Linked DNA regions of Homo sapiens: region 2 is linked to region 1. Evidence: chromatin loops called from intact Hi-C (ENCODE). Cell type or tissue: IMR-90. All regions are shown on one strand. Each heading gives the region's core, and the rest is flanking DNA. Links, peaks and the distances in the headings are about the cores only. Region 1 overlaps LOC105372529 (a long non-coding RNA gene). Region 2 has its middle 280 kb from the start of LINC02871.

What was found. Hi-C counts contacts between places; a loop is a spot of excess contacts. Peaks named below come from ENCODE experiments on the same cell type or tissue, not always from the same donor. Only the 100,000 strongest peaks of a DNase experiment are listed, where the experiment ranks them.
Region 2: a loop joins it to region 1, with 6 times the contacts of the local background. A loop is called at or near these places in 1 of 110 quality-filtered maps.

The regions. Positions count from the first base shown.
Region 1 is chr20:11,343,832-11,356,800 of GRCh38, forward strand. LOC105372529 (a long non-coding RNA gene) reads right to left here. Exons shown (of 3, transcript XR_937261.2): 2 at 11,423-11,916. It also overlaps the pseudogene RPS11P1. Among named protein-coding and RNA genes, the nearest start is that of LINC02871, 320 kb to the left of the region's middle. In IMR-90, for the core only: a CTCF peak has its summit at 6,975; a DNase peak (open chromatin) is centred at 6,680; H3K27ac peaks cover 176 bases.
Region 2 is chr20:11,295,304-11,308,272 of GRCh38, forward strand. No RefSeq gene overlaps it. Among named protein-coding and RNA genes, the nearest start is that of LINC02871, 280 kb to the left of the region's middle. In IMR-90, for the core only: no CTCF peak of the experiment used is centred there; a DNase peak (open chromatin) is centred at 7,268.

The sequences.
Region 1 (12,969 bases), core at 3,187-11,186:
ATAAAGCTTTTGGTTTAGAATGATCCATAATGTATGGCAAATTCGGTGGTTATTTGACAGAATTGGAGCTTAGGATACTGCAAGGCTGGAGCGATGCAGTGAGCCAGGAAGTGTCCCCTGGGAACAGAAGGTAGTGGTAGTACAGCAGCTAGTAATTTTTTTTTTTAATCTGATATCTTCTGAAAGAAAAAAAGCACTTCTTCTATCATCTTCAAGACAACACTAATAGCCTTAGAGCTGCTGATTCTTTAGGCAGTAAAACACATTTTTTTTTTCCTTCAACACACACATTCATCTTGTCTATGGCTCTTTGGAGACATCTCAACTTTGACATCATCTTTTCTCCATCGTATTTCCAGATCACCCTCTCTGGGCAGTAGATTGTTCTGTCTAAATATAAGTTTCATCATGTTACGACCATCACTCACCTTAAGACCTTCACCCCCCCTTTCAGAAAAGTTATCTATATTCTATTTTAATGAATCATGTTGTTCTTAAAATAGTTTATTTTTTTAAATCCAGAGTTAAATTAGGAAAATATGTAATATAGAGAGTTTTTTATATTAAACTTATTGAATTTAAAGGACTTCATGTTATTCTGGGGTTATTATTTTTTGTTTTAAAATTTGCAAGTATATTCTCTTTATTAAATGACTGTATATTAGGAGAGGCTTTATCAGGTGCAGAAATAAACCCCCAAATCTCAAAAGCTTAACATGAAAGTTGATCTCTCATTCACTCAAAGACTGCTGCTGGTCTAGAGGAATTTTCAGGAATCATTTTTCCAAGCAGTAATGAAAGATTTTAGACTACTTGCCTACCCATTTTAGCAATGCCATCTGAAACATGTGGCCCCCCAGGGTCACTATGAAAAGAGCTGGAAAATACACTGGAACTTATCTCTGCCTTAGCACTAAAGTGATCCACATCCCAGACTACTGGCCACAACAAGTCTTGTGGCCCAAGGTAAAGTCAAGGAGTGAAAAGTGTAGTTTTTAAGTTTAAGTTAAGTCCAGGAAGGGATGCTTGAGATATAAAATAGTTTTCACTGGGAATTTCTGCTACAGAGATTTGTTCCTTAATGCCATGTTATGATAACAGAAAAAAAATTAACACCCTATGTGAGCACCCCACTCATTTGGGGATAATTTCTTGGTGCATGAAATGCCAAAATTTGGTAACTACCAATGCATTCTGTAAAATATAAACATCACAGCCAGAACCATCACATGGTTCTTCAAGCTCTGACCTGGCCAATATCTCCAGGCTTATCTATGGACACCCCCAATATGAATCATACTTCCTAGTTTGTGTCATTGCAGTTTACTAACATATGCCCATGTTCCAGTCATGCCCTACACCTTGTTCCATTTTCCCTTTAAGTCTCTTATTGAACATCTCCTGGTTGGGGATGCCATGCCTGATTCTTTCAGACACAGCCAATGCATTCATATCCTCCTGTAAACATGGATGCCCCTTTAGATCTTTGTGGGTGTGTGTGGATGAGAAAATAACTTTACTTCATTTTGGTGAATGGGAAGATGTCCATAGTCAGAACTTCTGAAATTGTTTCTTGGTGTTGGACACTTTGGTGACCTTGAGCATGTTGAAGTGTACAGTCTTGCTCAGGGGCTGGTACTCACCCACTGTGACAATGTCACCGATCTGGATGTCCCTGAGTGGGAGAATAGGTACACAGGCATATTCTCATGGCACTTCTCAACACAATTATACTTGGACATGTAGTGCACACAGTCTGGGCAGATGACAATGGTTCTCTGACTCTTCATTTTGTTCACCATGCCAAACAGAATCCTCTCTCAAATGGAGATGTTACCAGTGAAGGGAAATTTCTTGTCAGTCTAGGTGCCCTCAGTGTCCTTTTTGGGTGTCTTGAAGCCCAGACCAATGTTCTTTTACTACCGCGGGAGCTTCTCCTTCCCAGTTTCTCTCAGCAGGACTTTTTTTGTTTTGAAAGATGGTTGGCTGTTTTTGATAGCCTCACTCTGTCTTAAGTCTGCTATCTTTTCTGCTTCCTGAATAAAAAGCCTACTTTAGTTCATTGTTTTGTAGACATCCTTGAATCATCAAATAGGCCATGAGTTCTTTGAGTAAAGGCGTTGAGTTTTACTCATCTCCGTAATTCCAGAATCCACCAGACTGCAGGACTTAGTGCTTGGTAAACACTGAAGGAAAACTTGGCTCTGTTGATCAAAGCTCTCCTTGTTTATATTTTAATCAGATTTTTTGAAAGGGTCTCAAAGAATGGTTAAACTCTACCAAGTCTACTGTCCCTTGGCTTATGTAGCTTCTGAAAGTCATATATTCATCAGCTCTTACCTTATTTCCTCCCCACCACCATCTTGACCTATGCAATTGGTGAGGCCACAGACCCCTAGCATGAGGCCCTGTTTTTCCCACAGCAATGGGATTTATGAAATCATTCGAACTTCTCTGTCTGGTGGGGTTTGTGTTGATGCTGCTGTGTTGCAGTGAACAGGCGAATAGGGTCCTCTTTTCAGAAATTGTACAAAGCTGTGGTAAATTTGATTTTCATTATGATCTGATGGCACAATCAAGTAGCAGTTTTCAGCTTACTGATTGTAACATGAGAGGACCACACTCATTTCCTTCAGTAAATGTTCACCAGGAATCTCTGCAAAGATGCAATGGAAGACTGAGACATAAGTAGAATTCCCTTGAGAAGTGTTCACAGAACTTAACTTACTTGATTACATTGCATACTCACTTTTTGCAAAGCTACAATATGGATGAGGAAATGTCTTAACCTGCTGGACTCATAATAGATTACATACATGCTGGAGTTAGAAAGAAGATGAACGAGACAGCCTAAGGAATAAAGCTACAAGACAAATGGTCCTCTAAGCGAGGGACCACGATCAAGGAGTGAACTCACAGAAGAAAATAAATCATTGACTCATCTCCTCATGCTCCTTAACAGCTACTGGCAAGTTGGTTATTAAATGAACCTTGATAACTTTGGAAAACTAGTCAAGTACCAAGCAAGACACAATTTGTGATTCTTGGCATGGCTTGTATTACTGGCTCCCTGTGCCCGGGACAGTATTGAAAGGAGAAGTATCTATAAACAGAATGAATAATGTGCAGCCATAATATATTCTTTGTTTATTTTTACATCAAATGTTTGGAATGTTGGCACTATTAAGAAACTCATTTAATTTTGATTCCCTTTTGAACCTGTGATGTTATAATGCAAGCCCCCGAAATGAGCCATATTCCTAGTGACGAAAATTGGGTGCTGGTGCCATAATTATACCAATGTTGGTTTTGATAAGTCTCTTTTAATTAACAGAATCTTTGAAGTTTGCTGGCAATTTTTATTTTGTGAAAAGGCCAGTAATAATAACAGAAAGGTACCCGTTTAAAATTGTCCACCTGGTCTACTTCTTAAAGCTTTTCATCTTTGGATTGATTTGCACGTCATGACCAATTATGGAGGTGGGAAGATTCTATTATACTCATTTTGCAGATGAGGAAATTGAAACTGGGAGCTTTGGGGACTTGCCGGAGCAGGTGAGAATGACTCTCACACCGAGACTCCTAGAGACATCCCGCTCCCTGATAATCACAGTGGTTCAGTTCTCAGAACACGGGCTTTCCTTACCTTGCCACTATTGACACTTGGAGCCAGATAATTCTTGGTTGTGAGGATCTGTCCTGTGTGTTGTAGTATGTTTTGTAACATCTTTCCTTTGCCTACAAGGTGCCAGTAGCAATCCCCCTAGTTATGTCTCCAAACATTGCCTAAAATCTCCAGGAGGACAACATCATCTGATTGAAAACCACTTGACTAATGGAATCGGGCTCCATGACAAACGGCTTCTCCCGTTTACCTGGTTTACTCTTTCCTGTCTGCGTGCCAACAGGGGCCTCAATTTTTTTTGTGTGTGTGACAAATTATAAAAAGCTACAGTGAATTTGCCTTGCACTACGTCCTGACAGCATAATCAAATAACAGTTTTCAACCTACTGCCTGCACAGCAAGAAGACAAAGTGTGTAAGGACGGGAGCCACATTTTTTTTCCTTTAATAAATCTTCGTTCAGTGAATGAAAAAGTGGATTGCTGCTGCTAACCACGAGCCAAGCAGGTTACAGACTCTACACACATTATACAGTTTCATTCCCCAACCACCTATGCATTACATATTAAAAGGCCTGTTTCTGAAAGGCAGAGTGTAGAGGATTTGTAGGGCAGTGAAAAGGTATCCATAATCAGTGATCTATTGCCAAACCTTAACAGGAAGTCACATGGCCAAGGAGAACACGGTTTGTGGAGTTCCAGCACCAGCCTCAAAGCAGAGCATGGAAGGGTAAGTTTCCAGCTCAGAGACAATTGCTTCATATTGGGCACAATTTCTTGTACTTTCTTCCAGAGTATATGGGTATTTTATTTTCTTATATTTGTTTGTTTGTTTGTTTTAATGTCGCACTATTCCCTCTTTGTCTTTTGTTGGTATTTTAAAGACTTTTCTAAATCAACCCAAATCTACTTCTTTTCTTTGTTGCAGTTTATTCCATTATCTGGATAAACAGCTCTGTAAATGAGCACCTGGCAGCTGCTGCTTCTCCTTTTCCCTCTCCTTCCCCTTCTCTTCCTTTTTTTTTTTTTTTCACTCTTTTGCTCTCTCATTCTCCTTCTCTTTCTCCATCATCATGCTTTTGCATATATGAAAGTATATCTAAAAAAATCTAGAGCAATTTGGTGGGACTAAGGGCACATGTTTTAATTTTCAAACACATTACCAAATTGCCGTTTAAAAATATAGTAATCTATTTTTACCTTCAATGTTTGAATATATTTTTTATCACAATCTTACCAACATGGTATAAAAATATACTTAAAATATGTTCTTCATTTTTAAGGTAGGAAATTATGTCACATTGCTATATTATTTTGGATTTTAAAATTTTGTATAATATTCAACATTGGTTCATTTATTGTAAATCTTTGCATTCTTTTGCTTGTTTAAATCCTTGCTCACTTTTTCTTATTGATGTATAAAATCTTTTTACAAACTGAGGACAATTGTAATATGAATTATGAATATTTCCCTTGCTTGTTATCACCTCTCTTCTGACTTTGTTCTTTAGATATAATGTTTTTTAATTAGTGATACAGTTTGGACATTCCCTCCAACTCTCATGTTGATTGGTAATCCCCAGTGTTGGAGGTGGGGCCTAGTAGGAGGTGACTGGATCATGGAAGTGTATTTCGCATGAATGGTTTAGTACTATTCCTTTGGTGCTGTCCTTGTGACAGTGAGTGAATTCTTGTAAGATCTGATTGTTTAAAAGGGTGTGGCATCTTCTCCTTGCTCTCTCTTGCTCCTGTTCTCACCAAGTAATGTGCCTGCTCCTATCTTGCCTTCTGCCATGAGTAAAAGCTCCCTGAGGCCTCCCCAGATGCAGAGCAGATGCCAGCACCATGCTTCCTGTAGAGCTTGCAGAACTATGAGCCAATTAACCCTCTTTTCTTTACAAATTACCCAGTCTCAGATATTTCTTTATAGTGATGCAAGAATAGCCTAAAACAATTAGAAAGTTTTATACATTTCTCATTACAAATTATGTTACACATTACCAAGGTTCTTTTCTAGAACTTTCTGTTTAATTACATTAAAGAGTAATTTAATGTGCAATTTATATTGAGATAAAGAATAAGATCCAAATTTAAATTATTTTGAGAAGACAAATCAGGTTTTTCTTAAACAATACAACATAACTGATTTCAAATGTTGCCTTTGATATATGTTCAACTCCTGTGTGCATTTTGCATAATTTCTGAACTCTATTATGTTCTACTGATCAGAACATGTTATTGCCAGGATGTCATTTTAAAAAAAATGAATGAGTTACTAGGGGATATTTTTTTAATGCTGATTTGGATCCAAAGCCAAATGGAAAATTTTAGGAGTTTCCTCCAGTGGACTTTTTTCGAAGTGATCTTTTAAAATTTAACTTCAATAGAAATGTGTTGATTTATCTTATAGATCTTTCACTTACTGCTTTGAAGTTTTCTCTTTGTGTAGGACATTGTCTCTGTTTAGTGGGGTTGTCAGATGGTTTACATCATCTTCATTTGTTCCCTTAAGAAACATTTTTTTTTGAGCTACTACTATATCTAGGGCATTGTTCTAAATGCTAGGGATACAGCACTGAGCAATTCAGAATAGGTCTTTGCAGTGATATTGTAGTGGGTGGAGACAGGCCCTGATTTTTTAAAATAACAGAATTCAGATGTATCAAGGGCTATGATATAAATAATCAGAGCCACAACATAGAGAGTAATTGAGGTGGGGCCAGGTGAGATAAAGTGTCAGTGAACTCTCTGAGGAGGTGATGTCTCGGTTTGATGTCTGACAGCTATAAAGGGAGTTGTCATGTTTCTGTTCTTCGGTGCAGTGTCCAGGACTGTGCTTGTCATATACTGTTTCTTGACAGATATTTACTGAATGAACCAATCAATCAGTGATGGCTGGAGGTTCTGGCCTTGGCTGTGGGAAGCACTTCATGTTGCCTTTAAGCTTCTATTATGACAAGCTGTTTAGACAAGTTAAGTGGTAGGTTTTTACTTTGGGGAGGAAAGAGATTTTTCCTCAGTCTTTATTCATTACTTATTGCAAAAGGGATTTCGCAATGACTGATTTCAACATTTCTCCCTGGGCTTCCAAACCACCCTGGTCCTTAGCAAGCCCAAGCAAGTTTCCAAACACAGGGTTTTTCCTTCAAGCCCGACCTCCCAATCTGCCATGAGAGAGCTTTGCACATGCACACCTGTGTGGGGCACAGCACGGAAGTGAGAAGGAAGTTGAAAACAAGCCCGGAGGACCTAGGTGATATGTTTTCAGAATGTTGCCTCTCCCAAAATATTTCCTGTGGATCAAAATGTCTTGCTTAGACATGGTATCTGTGGCTCCATTTGCAGTGGATGATACACCAGCCCCATCTTGTGCTTCTCTAAAAATCTTTCCACTGTATAATTTTCAAAACAAAGAAATTCAGACTAGCTTAAGACACTTGCTTTTCATTGATGACTTGAGTAACAAAATATAAAATGAAAAATCAGAATGGATGAAAAGGTGAATGTTTGTATCTTCCATCGATTGCTTCATCTACTGTCTTTTTGTTGAGGGGATTTGTTTTTAAGATTGAAAGCCATTGGCTTATTTATTTATTTTTTTTTTGCTATGGTTTCTCTTCATGATTATTGATCTCTATTAGCATGATAATTATAAATACTTGATAAATTTCTTTCTTTGATCTGGCCTACTTGTCACTCAACAGTCTTTTAAACTCTAGATTCTTTCTTTCATTCTTGACATTTGCCATTGTCCTCCACCCTGAATGCCTCCCTGCTGTTCTCAAAAGCTGCCTAGAATCATTGAGAGAGTATATTGCGGTATCAAGTACCATGGCTTCAGGCTCCGCTGCAGCTGCCTGCTTTCTGAAAGCTCCCTTTATTCTTTGCAACTGCACTTATCGAATTCCGCCTAACAAATGTCAGCTTTTTTCCCCTTACCTTTCATGCAAAACACACACACACACACACACACACACACACACACACACAGTGTAATAAATCCTTACCTCTGCACAGTGTACATTTATACACCTTGTAATTGCCTTTCTCTGTTGGTTTTAGTCCTTTGCCCTTTTATTCTTTCCTTTTGTACTCTGGCTTCCTCAGCTCTAGTATTCCCAGCCTTGAAATCCAAATTGCAAATGCAGAAAATATGCCCACCCATTTAGGACAAACTGAATGACTCCAATTGTAGAGGGTAGCACTGCGTCTGGTGGTACAGCTCACTAAAAGCACTCATTGCCTGGTTCATAAGAAAGTAGCAGGTCTTGTATTCAAGACTAAGAATCTGTGAACTTCAGAGCACACTGTGGAGCTTCATGGAGGTGTGCAATAAATTAATATATTGTAGTATATCTATATATAAACTATATATACAGTATAGCATATTTGTGGTAATATGTAGTATTTTTCCACCGGCCACCATATGCACCCACATGAAAAAAGCTGGAAAGTTTGTCGACTGAGTGTATGATTCTCTGCTGCTCCTCTGATATTCTTTTTGCTGGTTTTAAGTAACAGCAGTTATTAGGACCAGCCATGTTTTCCTGCATAGAATAAACACTTGATGAGAGTGGCCTTGAGGAGGTCAATTAAAGCAGATGTAAAGATTATCCTGCCTCTATTGAGTTGAAAATAGGAGCTAAAAGAGCTCTTCACTTAACTGCAGGCCATTAGGCAAGAATTAAGGCTTTCCTTATAAGGAAACTGGAGTTATTCTGAAGTCATATTTGTTGTTTTATAGAACAATTCAAATGACCATTAAATTCTTTCAGAGCTATGAGCACCAAGGCCCCCTGAGGAATGTGAATGGACCTTTTTTTCCCCAAACCTCAAGGATTCTAGGAGCTGAATAGGACTTTAGAGACAGGACTGGATAGGGAATTCCTAAGGGCTTTTTTTAAGCCAATATTCCATGACTCTCTGACCTAACCCTTTGCTACTCAAAGAGTATAGTAGTCCATACACCAGGAACATCAGCATCACAGGCACCACATGAGAATAGGTTAGAAATGCAACATCTTAGGCCTCACTTCCACCTGCTACATCAAAATTTGCATTGTAACACGATCTCCAAGTAATTCATGTGCACATGAGAATTTGAGACACCCTGATCTACTCTAATCTCTTTTTTCCCCAAATAATAAAAATGAAATAAATTTCCCAAGGTCACTAAGTAAATTAGTAGCTAGGATAACTAAGAAAGCATTACATTAGTCAAGCTGTCCATTCTGGATAACAATCTCCTTTTTCCAGGCATCTAGTTCTTCACCTATATGTCCTGGAGTTGGCCTATGTAACCCAGGACCATCTATCTCCAGATATCTGTAGACATTCTCGAAGTCACCTCCTCCATCAGGACTTTCTGTGTTGGCAGAGACGTGCTATGTGTGCACTGACCACTTGTGCCTGTTGAGTACCTGAAATGAGGCTGGTGGGTCTGGAAAGCTGGAGGAGGAATGAGAGCTCCATCTCTAGTGCATGTTCATCACTCAACTCTAACGTGAAAAGAGGAGTTTCAGGGCTTCTGTTTGGATAATTCTGCATGGTGGTAATAGCTTTCAGGAAGACTTCACTAGAAAAAAACTCTAGGTTATTGATACAGACAGGAGACAGGGAAATATTGGGTAGAAGAGGGCAGTACCCCAGCAAACACCCCATCCTCAAGCCTGAAAACCCATGGCCCTAAATGAGGATAGGCATTTCTGTTTTCATTGCCAAAAAGTGGCCCTTTGGCCAGCCATGCCCCCTATCCTGCACCCATATAAACCCTGAACCCCAAACTCCAGAGCAGACCAGCAAGCAGCAAGCCAGCAGACCACCAGAGAGATGGCAGAATGATGCGGCAGAGAAAGGGAGAAGAGGGTTGGTCAGAGAGGAGTCCAACTGCTGGGCGGCCCAGCTCCGGGGGAGGATCACCTACCCACTCCATCCCCCACTTCCAGATCTCCATCCATCACACTGAAAGCCTCCTCTACCACTTAATAACACCTCACATTCATCCTTCGGGTCTGTGTGTGACCCAATTTTTCCGGGACTCTGGACAAGAACTCAGGATACAGAAAGCTGTTACACTGGCCCTCTGCTTTTGTGAAAAGACAGAGGGCCTATTGAGGTGATTAACACCCAAGCCATCTGTGGCCAACAAAGCTGAAAGAGCTTTGTAACACTGGAGTTGCAGGTACCCACTCCTAGACACTACCTGGGAGCTGGAGCTGGAGCCCGGAGAGCTCGCCTGAGCCTCTGCACCTGCCTGTCTGCATGCTCCCCTGTCCCTCAAGGGGTTTTGAGCCACACCCCTGTCGCAGGTCCTGCGAGGAGAATCAGGGAACTCTCTTGTTTTATTATCATTTTTGAACTGGGAAAAAGAGCAAAGAATCTTTAGGGTCATCTTTGAAACTCACAGTTTGTTGGATAAAATGTAAACAATCTAGTAACTTGCGGCTTCTTAGGCAAATGTAATGTCCCTGTTCTTGTGTTTGTTCTGAGGATTTTCCATTTAAAAAAAAATGAATGTTTGTGTACTGCTTATGATTTACCTGGCTGTGAAGTTTTAAATTGTCTAACTTAATGAGTGAAGCTTTAAATTGTCTAACTTAAAAAACACATTTCAAAACGTTTCAGAGAGAATCATGCAGACTCATCTAGTCATCATCTGGTTGTGTTGACTAATGGCCAAATTTTCCATTTTTTCATTGCTGCCAGTTTCCATACACCTCTGCAATGTGATTTTGTAGCAAAAATTGATGTCTATGTCCACACCTATAAATTTACTTTATGATGTACTTTGTAAATGTAAACATGCAGTATAATACATTGGAAGCAATGAAGTGCCAGTTCTGAACCGAGGCCCAAATGGCTTTGTGTACTTCCATTCTTTTAGAGAACCTGCCATTGATGTGGACAAGTCTGCACTAGCCTCTGGAAGACGAAAAGGTCCAGGCATTAGAAAAGACCCCAAGCCATTCTACCTGTCCCAGCTGAGTCCCACACAGACCAGCCATCCCCCAGCTACACACAGGTTTACTGCAAGCATGCGAGTAAATCCAGTGAAGTTCAACAACACCCAGCCAAAATCAGCCAAATTGTCTAGTCTACTTCCAGATTTGTGAAAATAGTAAGTAGTGCTGATTTTAAGCAACCAAGTTTGGGAGTGATTTGTTACAAGATTATTATGACTATAGAGGACTGCTATGCCAATGTTGTCATATTTTAACATTTTCAATGTTATTTCACCTTTCTAAAGAGAAAAGTGGACTTTGAGGCCATGATGAGATTAAGTTCCTTAGGATTAGAGTCTTTTAAAGAGGGAAGGACATTAGAATTAGTCCTCAACTATAGACAGAGTTTTATGGCTGAGAAAATGGAGGCCTAGAGAGGGGAAACAAGTACCATTGTATCACCCTGCCAGTCAGGAGCAGAACAGGACACAGGTCTCCTGTCTCCAAAGTCTTTGCAAGTCCTCAGTCCGTTCTTTCATGAATATGCTCTGAGTTTTGCTTGTCTGCCAACCAGCAAGTCTTTGAAAACATAGCTTTAAGAAAGGAGATTACAGTTACAGAGACCAATGCTTCCGACTTTACAATCTGATTCTTCAGTTTCTAAAGGCCCTCTTGATTCTTTGTTAAAAGAAATCCCCACTTTGCCATTTGTCTTTTATGAAAAGATTAGTGGATAGCTTTTACCATCACCATAGCACCGCTTACTTAATCAACCACTATGTTCTATTTGTAATTTGTCAAAGATGTTGGATGTTATAATAAAAAAAAAGTCTTGAACGTGGTGCATTTTCTACTCACCATTGAGTGAATTTCTTCCCTGGAGTGTGTTCACTTCCCTGGCAAGTTAGTGACTCAGCTTGTCTTCTTGCTTCTATTCTTTTTAAACTCTGGTGGTCACGCTTTACATCTCAGAGATTATAACATATTTTCACGTAAATTATCTGATTTGAATTTCCCAATAACCCATTTCCATCTCCATGAGAAAATTAAGGCTTAAGGCAGTTGTGTGGTTAGCACCAGGTCAAGTGGACTGGAAAGAGAAGGGCTATGCCAAGCTTCTCGATTTCTGTAGTCTGATTTTCTACTGATGATGTCACTTTGCCAATTTACAGTCTGCACCTGTTGGGTTTGTTTAAGTGCCAGTCATGTCCAATTTTCCCCTTCTTGCTGAAATGCCCTGGTCCAAAGACCCTTCCTAAGGAAGTAGCCCTGGGCTTTTCTTGGCAGAGAGGTTGTCCATGATGGATGATCTCAGGTCCAGAGCCCTTCTCTTTGCTGGGCCAGGATTTAAACTGAAAATATGAGGGAGAGAGGAATCTGTGAGTCTGAAGAATATGAAAGGAAAACCTAGAGAGAGATTATAGGCAACCCGTTGTTCTACTCTGTTCTTTGGCGCTTTCTGTTTCCAGTTCCAATCCATTCATGTCCTTAAACTCTGTTTTCCTTATGAGGACTTGAATTCAATTCACACAGTCACCTTTCCTTTGTATGGCATTTTATTTTTTTAAAAAATAGTAGTGCCATTTCATAAACAAAATCAATCTGTTAAGGGACTTGCAATCAATTATTATTATTATCATTTCATGAGGAATAAATATAGCTTTGAAAGGAGATTAAGTGACTTGCTTAAGGTCACACAACAATATAATAAAATTTAAGCTTAGTTCTCTCACTACTAAGTCCTAAGAACTTTGGGATTAAAAAACATGATATGGAACATTTTTAGTAGGCTACATATAGTATGTCTCTCAATTTTCTTTACTGAAAAATCTGCAACAATCACCTCGGGGATTACGTCAGAGGAGAATTTGGAGCCTCACAGAACTGCTCAAAAAATCCTGCTGCCAGCAGTTTGTTGATATTTCAAGGCAGGGTACATATCACGTCCCACTCTCTATACCACACTGAGCTTTTGCCTTCTTGAAGGCTATTCAACAACACTCAACACTTTAGTTGCAAATCACAAAACCATCTTCCAAGTTTCACCTAACAATGTCAAAGGCCCCATTGCCCCTATATTTCTCCAAAGGAAACATAGAGCCATAGAGCTTTCTTGTAAACACACAGTTGACAATTGCTCTGATAGTGCAGAATTCCTAAGGTGAATATATATATATATATTCAGTGGATGTTTATTTATATGCTGTATGTCATATTTATGAAATGCTCCATGAGATGTCAAATAAACTGGTATATGGTTCTTTGAACACTAAACATCCACTGTATATTTTTGATAAGGAGGAAAGTTATGGCCTTGAGATTGTGCCTTGCACACCTTTGACTATAGGGAGAGTCATTGACCAAGGATCTCAATTGCTGTAGACTGACATCCATCACCTTCTTTG
Region 2 (12,969 bases), core at 3,114-11,113, 49 kb before region 1:
TCATAGAATTAAGAATACTTTCCCTCCTTGAGCAAGACCATACTTTCATTTTTCCTCGTGTTAAAAAGATTAAAATTACAGACCTAAAAGGCAAAGCCTGCCATAGAAAATACAATGCTGGGCAACGTTTTGGTATTATCCTCCCTGACCCTGCCTTCTGCTTGAAGAAGGAATTTCCCAATTGCTTAAGCAGATCTGGACTCAAGCTGGTGAGGCTCACCCAGCAATGGGGCTCCCAACAAAGTCATTTTCCATGAGACCCTGACCAATGTGAGCTCTGGGCACCAAATGAAAGTAAATGAGGTCTTCTGATCCCCCTTCGTTATTTAACTCAGGGAAAAAAATATAGACTCATGATGACAAACAATTAAAACTCCATTACTTTGTGGACCTATGGAGACATCTAACCAAAATTGTATTACCTCACATGGGGCAGTGGAAGATAGGTTTTTAGGTTTTTCTTTCTTCTGTTACAGAAATATTAAAATCCAATAAGACTGATGTATTGCTTGAAGTCAGCAGTTTGAGACCAGTCTGGCCAACATGGTGAAACCATGTCTCTACTAAAAATACAAAAATTAGCTGGGCGTGGTGGTGGGCACCTGTAATCCCAGCTACCCCAGAGGCTGAGACAAGAGGATCACTTGAACCCGGGAGGTGAGGTTGCAGTGAACCAAAATCGCCCCACTACACTCTAGCCTGGGTGACAAAGCAAGACTCTCTCAAAAAAAAAAAAATCCAATAAGATTGATATTTAAGAAAAGAGGAAATAAAGAGCTAATTTGCAGATATTTCTTACAAATATGTGGATTTGAAGGGGCTCAAAGACCCTAGCATAGATAATAGAAAATGGTGATCACGAGTAACTCTGATTTCCTTAAGTAGGAGGGCTTGGGTTGTCTTAGGTTGGGTCCTCTAGAAGCAGAGCCTGAGAAAGAGATTCATGTGCAGGTGGTTTATTAAGGGAGCCTGGGATAGAAGAAAAAGCTAAGCAAGAATGTGGTATCAGCTGTAATCTGGCTTCTGCCTGATCCCATGGGGAGCTCTGGAGCATGAAGAGCAAGCAGAACTGTCTCACCTTGAGGCAAAGGAGCTGACAGTCATATGCTGCAAACTGTCCTCAGAGGAAAGGGTAACATTTCCTGGGGGCATGGCTAGATGCTTTCAGCAGTTGATAAGTACTTGGAGAGGGAGCAGTGGTGAGCCTATTGCAGCACTAGGTAGATGAGTGTTCAGGCCTGATAAATGGATCTGTGTGGGGAATCTGAAGTGTCTGCTACATGAATGCGTCAGAAGGGAGGATGTTCTCCCATAAAACCAACTTCTCTAATGACAGTTTCCAGTTTTAGGAACATGCAATTTATCTTTATTTCACTGAATATCTCTAGTTAAGTATGGCATTCAGAATTGAACCAAATAATCTAGATCAAGTTTGATTATTAAACATTGTAGTGAAACTTAACCTCATTTGTTGAGTCTTAGTGAGAGAAGACAGCCCCAAGATCAGGTATAGGCACTGCTGGAAGGTATTGGCACAGGTATGGAGGGCACTGCTAAGGTACCTAGACCATAGTCCTGATAAAGAGTACAAAGAACTGTAAAGAAAGAGGCATGATATAATGGAAATTGATTTTTGTAAGTGACAAAATCTAAAAAGAATCATTCTTGAGAGTGGGGTAAGACCAACAGAGGTCCCAGGCAAATGGGAATAATTTAATGTCTAAAGGTGGTGATTCAAGGGATGGGGGAAGAACCCTTAACACTGTTAAGATTCTAAATAATCACTTCATTCAGAGTCAAGCCTATCTATTTCCTGGGAACAAAGAAGTAGATTCCAGGATTGCAAGAAAGGGCTTGAAAGAACTAAGTATTGCATCAGCACCTTAGACAAGGAGCCTGATGAAAAGGCCTCCTGGTAACACAAGGAACAGAAGGCTAAGTGGCAAATAAAGGTTTAAGCTTAATAATCCAAATTAGACCAACCAACACTGCAGAGTTGGAGAAATATGTAGTTGGAGGACTAACTGTGTACCAGGGTCAGAGAACAGCAATGAATTCCAGACAACCTGCATGTGAAATTCCTAATTAATTACATCGGAGAAAAACATGGGCAAGGCAGAGAGGTACCCATTGGAAATCAGTGGTTCTCAAACTGGAGCATGAATCAGAATAACCTGGAGAGTTTGTTAAACAAAGATTTGTAAGGGTCCCAGATATTCTGATTACATCTAAGATAGATCAACAGCAGAATACACATTCCTTTTAGGTGTACATTGGCCCATCAGCAGGAGAGACCATTTGTTAGGCTATAAAACAAGTCTCAGTAAATTCAAAAGAAGTGAAATCATATGAAGTATGTTTTCTGACCAAACTGGAATAAAATTAAAAGCCAATAAGAGAAAAAAATTTGAGAAGTTTACAAACATTTGGAAATTAGACAAAACAGTATTTAAAACAAATCAATTCTATAGGTCAAAAAAGAAATTACAGGAAAATTAGAAAATGATTTGAGGTGAATGAAAATGAAAGCACAACATACAAAATGTGTGGCATACAAATAACACAGTGCTCAGGAATGTATATACAGCTATAAGAACTTATATTTTTTGAAAAAAGAAATACCTCAAATTAGTCATATAAACTTCTACCTTAAGAAACTAGAAAGAAAGAGCAAACTATACCCAAAGCAGGTAAAAGGGAGAGAATAGTAAAGCTTAAGAAAATAAATGAAATTTAAAAAAAAATCAAAGTTGTGCGTTTTTTCTTTTTTTGAAAATAACAAAATTCATATACCTTTAGCTACACTGACAAGGAAGAAAAAGACTCAAGTTACTAAAATCAGAATGAAAGAGGGAATATCACTACAGACCTTACAAAAATAATGATTATAAGAGAATACTGTGGACAACTGTGTGTCAACAAACTAGGTAACAGATTAAATGGACAGTTTTCCAGACAGACACACACTACAAAAATTTACTAAAGAGAAAATAAATAATATATATCGATATACTTTACTTGTTGGTATACCTTGTAAAGAGTAAAGAAATTGTGTTAGTAATTTGGAATCTTCCTACAAAGAAAATCCAGGTCTGGATAACTTCATTGGTTAAGTCTATCAAACATTAAAGAATTAGCACCAATCCTTCACAAACTTCCCATAAAATAGAAGACAGAGAACAAACACTTTCTAATTTATCCAATAATGCCACTATTACAAAGATACCCAAACCAGACAAAGATAGCATAAGAAAACTACAGACCAATATCTCTTTTGAATAGAGACATAAAAATCTTCATAAACTTATAAGCCAACTGGATCCAGCAACAATAAAAAAGACTATATCATAAGAAATTAGATTTAACTCAGGAATACAAGTTTGGTTTAGTATTTCAAAATAAAACAATATAATACACAATATTAACAAAATAATGGGCAAAAACCACATGATCATCTCAAATACAGGAAGAAAAAAATTGACAATATCCAGTGCTCTCACATAATAATTTTTTTAAAAACTCAATTAACTAGGAATAGAAGAGAACTCTCTCAGTCTGATAAAGGGCATTGTATTAGTCCATTCTCACACTGCTATAAAGAAATATCTGAGATTGGGTAATTAATAAAGAAAAGAGGTTTAATTGACTCACAGTTCCAAATGACTGAGGAGGCCTCAGGAAACCTACAATCATGGCGGAAGAGGAAGCAAAGCACGACTTACATCACAGCAGGAGGTGGGGAAGAAATGCCACTTTTAAATCATCAGATGTCATGAGAACTCACTATCATGAAAACAGCATGGAGGAAACAGCTCCCATGATCCAATTGCCTCTCACCACCAGGTCCCTCCCTCAACACATGGGAATTACAATCAAGAGGACATTTGGGTAGGGACACAGAGCCAAATCATATCAGACACCTGTGAATAACCCGTGGCTAATATAATATTGAATAGTGAAAAATTGAATGCTTTCTTCCTAAGATGAGGAATAAGACAAGGATGCCTACTTTCACCACTTCTAGTCTATATTTTACTGGATATATAAGAAAGACAATTAGGCAAGAAAAGGAAATGAAAGATATCCTGATTGGAGAGGAAAGTAAAACTATCTCTATTTTTGTGTGTCATGATTTTGTATATGGAAAATCCTAAGAAACCCACCAAAAATTATTGTAACTAATGTATGAGTTTAGCAAGGATGTATGATACAATATTAATATAAAAATTACTTTTCTATGCAATACCAATGAACAATTTAGAAATGAAATCATGAAAATAAAGCAATTTTTAAAAAATATTAAAATACAAATAAATTTAACAACTAAAATACAAATACAACGAGTGCAAGACTTGTACATTACAAAATCTAAAACATTGTTGAAAACTATTAAAGATTTAAGTAAATTGAAGACACCCTAAGTTCAAGGATTGAAAGACAATATTGTTAATACAGCAATGCTCCCCAAATTGATCCAAAGCTTCAATGCAAACTCTATCAGAACACTAGTTGGCTTTTAAGAATAATTTGACAAGCTGGCCCTAAAATTCATACGGAAATGCAAAGTATCTGGAATAGGAGAAACAATCTTGAAAAAGAAGAAAAAGATTGGAAGACTCACACTTCATAATTCCAAGTCTTCCTACAAAGCTGCAGTAATAAAGACCAAGTAATACTAACATAATGATAGACATATAGATTAATAGAGTAAAATTAGTGGTCCAAAAATAAACTCTCAAATTTATGGTCAACTAATTTTCAACAACATTGTCCAGAAAATTTAATTCTTTTAATTAAATTGAGCTGGGGCACCATGCAAAATAATTATTTTAGACCCCGACCTCACATCATACTCAAAAATTAAAGTAGATCATAGAATTAAGTTTAAGAATTAAAATGTTAAAACTCTTAGAATAAAACAGAAGTAAATTTTTGTCACTCTGAATTAAGCAATGGTTTCTTAAATATGACACCAAAATCAGAAAATAAAAAAAAAGATGTATTAGACTTGATCAAAATTTAAAATATTCATCCTTAAACCACATCATCAAGACAACAAAGCAACAATCCAGTCTTGGAGAAAATATTTGACAATAATATATTTGAGAAGGAGACTACTTACAAAATACATTTAAAAACTCTTACATTTCATAATGAAAATACAAGTAATCCAACTTAAAAATGAACAAAGTATTTGAATAGGCATTTCTTCAAAGAAGATATCAAAACAGACAATAAGGACATGACAGATACTTAGCATCATTAACTGTTAGTGAAATAAATACAAATCAAAACTACCATGAGATACCAATGCATATTCACTAGAATGGTTATAATTAAAACAATGGCGGCCGAGCGAGGTGCTCACGCCTGTAATCCCAGCATTTTGGGAGGCCGAGGCGGGTGGATCACGAGGTCAGGAGATCGAGACCACGGTGAAACCCCGTCTCACTGTGTGCGGTGGTGGGCGCCTGTAGTCCCAGCTACTCGGGAGGCTGAGGCAGGAGAATGGCATGAACCCAGGAGGCAGAGCTTGCAGCGAGCCGAGATCGCGCCACTGCACTCCAGCCTGGGCGACAGAGCGAGACTCCGTCTCAAAAAAAAAAAAAAAAAAAAAAAAAAAAAAAATAATAATAATACACAGAAAAGCATGTATATGAACAATCATAGCAGCGTTATTTTAATATCTTGAAAATATTATCATAATTCAAAGAAGCCAGTCACAAAAGGCCACATATTATATGACTCCATTTATAGAAAATGCCCCAAATAGGCAAATCTATAGAGACAGAAGTTAGAATAGTGTTTCCTAGGGCTGTGCAGGGGGAAGAAGTGGAAAAGTGACTGCTAATGGGTACAGGGTTTTTTCCTGAGATGATGAGGACATTCTAAACTTAGATTGTAGTGATAATTGCTTAACACTGTGAATATACCAAAAACCATTGAGGTGCATGCTTTCCATCGGTAAATCTTCTGGTATGTGAATTATAGCTCAATGAAACCATTTTTAAAGTGACCCTTCTGATTTATTTGTACTTATTTAAAAGTAAGGTTTGGGTCATCAAGGTTGGGTATTTTGCGAAGGGGAAATGTGAAACTTGTGGGTAGATAAACTAGGTTTAAAACAGCATCTTACCTTAGCACATGCCAGTCTTCTGAAATGAAATAATTTATCAAAGAAATTGGGCTATCACTGTCCCCATATTCACAAAGCTAAATCATTTATCATCTTCCCTTGTAAACTTTGCCGTTGGGAACTAATTTTAATGCTCACATAAAAGGAGATTCATTCTGGAACTTCCAAGTGACTGGATTCTATAAAGCACGTTTGCTGTTTAACCCAGGAAGACTTGCCTCAGGGATTAGGAGACGGAACACTGCAAAACTGTTCCCAAAACTGCACCCTAAGTGTGGTTATTTCACACCCATGGCGGCGGGCTTAGAACGAGGTTTTATTTCTTCTCCTCCTTTCTCTGTGGCACCAATTGTGTTGGGGAGTAATGAGACAGGAGTGCCACACAAAGGATTTTCCTCTAGCCTCTAGGAGAAGCCGGTCTGCCCAGTCTTCCCAAGTGACCGAACCAACTGTGGGGCTGGCTGGGCCCTGGGTGGAGGGAAGAGAGAGGAGCTGATCGGGTTTCCCAGCTTTGAAGTAAAGAATGAGCCAGAATGAAGAAGCTCCTGATCAAAGGCTGCTGAGCGATAAGGAAGGCGACATGAACTCTCCAGGGAGAACCCAGGCACCTGAGGCCAGGTGGGGAGAGGGCAGCCAGCTTTCTGAACGGGCGCTTTGTTTCTGCTCCTTTTCACAACAGGAAACATTTGAAGCAATTGGAACCAGCAATTTATAAGTCAGATTGGCCTAATGTGACGGTTCTCAAACTTTGAGGTGCATCAGAGTTGCTTGGGGAAGTTTCTGGAAGTACAAGTGACTGGGCATCTCTCCCAAAGGTGCAAAAATTCCTTAGATCTGAGGTAGGAAATCTCAACTCTGCATTTTTATTAAGTTCTTAGGGAAATGTATTTTCTTTATCTGGTAGTAAAATTAGAATTTCAAACACACTTCAAAAACCCTCACAGAAGAGATGGTTCACTTATAGTAAATCTAAGCTACCAATTTTCCTAATACATGATATGACACTCAAGGAAGTTTCTCTGGGTACCCATATGCTTTTGTTAACATCTCAGGAATCGGGCTAGGTGCTGAGGGTGGAGATGAATAACACAGCCTTGTTTCCAAGAGCTCAGCATCTTGTTGAGGAGACAGACATGTAAACAAAATCAATGAAGTATTATAAGAAGAATGTATAAGGCCCTGTTCCAGCCCAGTAAGAGAATGAGTAAGTCTGCCTGGAGGGTGGGAGGAGAGACAGCTGAGGCTTTCCCAAAAATGCAAGGTTGGAAGCCTATGTCTTCAGTATTAAGGAGCAGCTTGCCATCCCAGGATGGGCAGGGGCCGGTGGCCTGGAAAGGAAGTGGGAATATTCCAGTCCGAGGGAAGTTCTGTGCAGAAACTGAACAGACCTGAGAACCCTGGGAGGTTTGGTATGAGCATGCAGAGGAAGTTGGTGATGGGGTGGGGATAATGTAGAAATTGGTCTCAATATGAAAGTACCTGTGACCTCATTGAAGGAAGCTTTTGGCCTTTGCTTATATGGGACAAGCACTTAATGCAGGAGTTTGTCCTATATCTGGGAACCACAGAAGCTGCAATCCTGGGTATAAAATTGTTACTCGAGTCCAGTACACTCGAATTGGGCAAATATAAGGGATGTGTTCCCAGAATTATAAAAACTCAGTATTTATTTCCCATTATATTTTGCAACCACCAACTGACTACTAATAAGAATTACTATTTTCAAGGTACTTTACCATTAAAGAGAAAAATTTACAGCCATTTTCACCTATGCTTTTCATGGCCTTATAGTAACCATGTTAAAGTAGGTGTTATTGGCTGAGCTTTCTAGAAAAAGACATTTCTTAGAGAGGCAAAACAACTATTCAACATCACACAGCTTATGAAGTAGCAGACCTAAGACTCAAACACACACCTTTTTATTATAAATCTCATGATTTTATACTACGATATATCAATTTACTGAGCAAAAGTATAACTCTAAACAAACAGACACAATTAGAGACCAGCAACTATACCACAAAGCTCTGTCACAATCTCGAAGAGACATTCAAGAGGGAAATTTTACAATTTCTGTATTTGTCAAAATAGGCTTAACTAGGCTGCGGTTACAGAAAAATAGGCAAAACAAAAACAAAAACAAAAAAACAAAAAAACACCACAACGATAAAGAATGAGTGTCTAGGACTTACTACAGTAGGAGAATACTTTTTGCTCACTTCACAGTGTGACGCAGTTTGGACAGCACTCCTGGGCGTCTCTCCTGCCCATGGCAACTCAAGGCCCAGGCTATTTCCACCTTGGGGCCACACCTTCTATGGCTGCAAAGTTGCCCTGACTGCATCTAGCCAGCAAATGTGACTGTGTAAAAACATCTCGATGTGGCTCTTGGCCTAGCCACATGCCTTGCTTTGGACAATGAGATATTAACAACTGTGGAGCCAACAAAGGCTTGAAAAAGCCCTGCATACCTGGCCTTGCTTCTCCTTGTACCCTAGCCACCTAGACCAATGTTCTGCCAAATGAAAAATATTCTCCTTAACACCAGAACGTCGTGTGCTGTGAGGAGAATAAATGTGGCCATTAGTGATTGACTTCAGTTCTCTTTATTGTATGTGTTCATAAATGTGTGGACAAAATGTTTTGCGATCTTGACGGCTTTTGTACAAACATCAGTTGTTTCTTATATTATAATTATCATCCTAATCGTTATAATGTCTAGGCCAACTGTACTACTGAATTAATATTCTAAGACTCAGGAATAGCTGATGCAATCAAATGAAGATGGGTGAAAAATAAAAATGGCACACATTTCCTAAAAACCATGTGTTATTAACTGAACTAAATTAATTATGCCCTACTTTAGGTTATTTGGGTAGATGGTGGCAGCCACTAAAAAGAGTTCGAGGTAAGTGAGTGTTAGTTACTCTCCCACAACTTCACTGCCAGGCTATATAATAAAATCAGGCCTTAAACCAAATTTCATCACACATGTGGACATTAATTTATAAAAGCAGTTCATAAAACTTGTCTATAAATTTGATGACATTCCAGCTCTCTGTTCTTGTAGGTGCCCCAACCACTACTTGCATGTTAGTTCATTTCAGGGAGACATAACATTCCAGAGATCTTTTCTTCTGGAATTGGGCTCAGGTATCCTCTAAAACTAATGGCTGGATACAGCATCACTTAGCAACTGAGCCCTCTATTTATACTCAATGAATTCAAATTCTCTGTTTATGTATGATTGGGAATGTATCTAATATATCTATAGTCTTCAATTTTGCCCATTTCTGGTACTCACCTTGCTTGTCAACAAGCCACTTGCTTTCACCAATATTTCTCACATTCAGTTTACTGACTAGAAAAGCCACGATCAAGATAGAGGTAAGAGATGAGCTTGTGGCAGCTGCCCCTGCAGTCTGGCACTCTGTGATTAGTGCCAACCCAGCACCCCTGGGATCTGCATTTTTGATTAGGATAATTGACTATCACTAGAGATAAAACTGAAACTAACTGACAAGCACATAATATCACACTGAAAATGCTGATGCACTTTGACACATCTCATGGGTATGGTAATGCCATGTCACTTGGGAATTAGATCTTCATTCGTACTGTCTCCAAACATCATTCAGAGCTCTCCTTGGAGCTCTTTATCATACCACTAACTATTTTCATGGTGACATGTTCGATAATGTGGCATAGAAATACATATTCCATGCTTGATGCAACCTCAAAATTCAAATTTTAAAAAGCCATTTCAGTTTTAGACATACCTCTGTAAGGTGTGGATGTTAGGCTAGATTTCTATGCAAAGAAAGGTAACAAGAATTGGGGGTACATTAATTTCCAGATATCTTGATAACCTGGCAGAGGTCCTAGCTGCAGAGTTAACTTCTTCCCTGGCAAGAAGGAAGGTATTTTATGAGACTGATTGGGTTGGATCTTGCTGTAGCTCATTGCCTGGGAGGAAACAGAAAGCTTTGTGTCTCTCAGGTATACACCCTTCAACAGTCAAACTCCTTTTCTGACCCATGGAGATGTGGTAACTTGCAGCAGCTCTAAACCAGGATTATGACTCCCACGCTGACATTAGCAATTGATTGAAATGCGGTTTCAGGCTAGGGCAGGAGGAAATAGCACAGAACAATACAGCCAAGTTCATTGTGCTAACTGCACTGCAGCTCCCTGAGAAGCAGGTGTGAGCTGAATAGAAAGGATATTATTGGCTCAAGCTTCCTCTGGGTGGTGTAGAAAGGAGAGCATGTGGTATATCTATCAACCTCACCTGACTCATAACTGATTTCCCCCATTTTTTTCTCAAATTCAGTCCTCTTCCCTCTCCTTTCTCTCTCTGTCTCTCTCTGTCTCTCCCTCTCTCTCTCGTTTTACCTGTCTGATTGGCAGTTGTTCAGATTTCCATAGAAAAACATTGGGGAAATAGTGCTCCAGAATCCAAACAAATGTAGCTCCCATCTCAAAACACAAAGCGGGAAGAATTGACTCATAGGCAGTGCCGAAGTTGGGAAGTAGAAGGAGAAAGGAAAGAATGAAAAACTTTTGTGGGCTTGTTCTCTGCCAACCCAAATGTAGACGCTTTATATTTGTTAATACATGTGTCTCACAAAATCCCTGGTGGTTAGGGATCAGTATCACAATTCAATAGGTGAAAAAAAAACTGAAGATCAAGGTATTTAAGTAACTTACCTATAGTGCCCAGGTGGTAAATGATGGAAATGGGATTCAAGACCAAGTTCCTTCATTCAAGCAAGCGGCTCCATCATCCTCTTCCTTTTCATCACCTGCTCTTGTGACAGCAACTGTGCTTGATTTGCTTTATTCATTCAGCTAATATTTATTAGGCAAAAGTTATACGACAGACACTGCATGGTAGGGACTGAAGAGTTGCTGGTGCATTTTCTATTAAACACTCATTTCCTTTCGTTTTGCTTTGGAGAGCCTCTTTTCCTGAAACCCTGGTTCATGTGGATTGAGTGGGCCTAATTCTTTTTTTTTTTTAAGATGGAGTCTCACTCTATCGCCCAGGCTGGAGTGCAGTGGCGCCATCTCAGCTGAGTGGGCCTAATTCTGTCCTGTGGATCTGGAGGCAGTCAACATTCCTGGCCACATAAATTGGTTCAGTGATATGGATGTGAACCAATCCATATCATTGAGTATTAGGCAAGGAACTTTTTCTTTTTCTCTGAAACTATTAGAAAAGAAAAGCATTTTTTGTTAGGATAGCTAAGGTGATGGAACTTAAACCTAGACTGCTGCTAGCCATCTTTCTGAAACATGGCAAGGGATTTCTTGAGAATGAAGTGCAGATGGGAAAAGTGCAGAGCCAAGAGATGAGGAGAAAGCACCATTTGGGTGCCTTAATCCTGACTAACCTGAACCTGGGACTTGAATCCCTGAGGCTTTTCAGTTATAAGAGTTCTTTTTTTTTTTTTTTTCTAGCTTAAGTTGGTTTCATGCCTTATTTCAAGAGAAGGGTGATGTCTGGCCATTATGCAAGGGTAATCAACACAGACTGGATATCTGATTTCACAAAGACTATAGTCTAGTAGGGAGATGGGCAGTAATAAACTACTCACCAAAATGACTAGTATTACAATTTATAGGTGCCCTGAGGAAAGGGACATTTTCTCTTTATCTTTAAAAGTATATCACAAAACTTTTCCTGGGAGGTGAATCAGGGAATTCTTTCCTATAAAAATTACCAGATATATGATAGATAAAAAGGATTTAAGTAGATGGAATTTGGATAAAATGTGGTTCAGATAGAGGGAACGGATACGCAAAAGGGATAATTGTGTATCTAATAAAATGAATTAATTTCAAGGTACTTGGTAGAAAAATAGTATAAGAGAGGGCTGAAAAGAGCCAAGTCCTATATGACCCCATAGACTGTAGAAAAAAAATTAAAGCCCTACCTTAAGAGAAACAAGAAGCCGTGGCAAGTTTTTCATCATGCTAACATAATCAGACTTGATTTTTGAAATGTAACCTACAGTGAGGATAGAGCAAAGGTAGCTACGGTGGATGTCAGAAAACCAGTTAGAAAACTACTGCAGTGGACTAGGTAACAGGGGATAGTATCTTGAATTGGGAAGGGATGTCAGAAGCTCTCCACTTCAGGAGAGCTAAAGTGGTTTGGGAGATATTTTAAAGGTGAATTTGGTGGGAGAGGAAGCAGAGAGAAGGGGAAGTAAGGGATGATTCTTAGTTATCCAGCTGTGCAACTAGATAGAAGATGTCCTCCTTTAATGATATAGAGATCAACAGTAGAACAAGGCCTAAGCCATTGGTTAAAGGAATAAATTCAAGCTCAATCCTGTTGAGCTAGAAGTGCCTTTGAGATATGTAAGTGGAAATGTTGAATAGGCACGTAAAATTAAGTGTCTGTGTTTGGAGCTTAGACAATAAGGTTTTAGATAGAGAAAAAAAATATATGGGAGGAACTGATGTCATGGATTGAGGCTAATTGAAGCTGTGGGTGTAAATGAAGTAGCTCAGGAAAAAAATATGGACTAAGGATTGCTGTGAGTCTAGAGATGAGCTGTGTGATACTCTAATATTTATCTGGTATTAAAAATAATTTTCATGAAGACATAAAATCATAACTTTTATAAACATGTAAATGAACACAAGTTAAAGACTTTAGTGACTTATTATTAATAATGGAACAAGGTAGATCTTACAACATGATTTAATCTTCATATTGATCTACAGATTCAACACAATTCCTATTGAAATCTCAACTGGCTTTTTCTTTTTTTATTTTTATTTTTTTTAGAAATTGACAAACTGACCCTAAAATTCATATG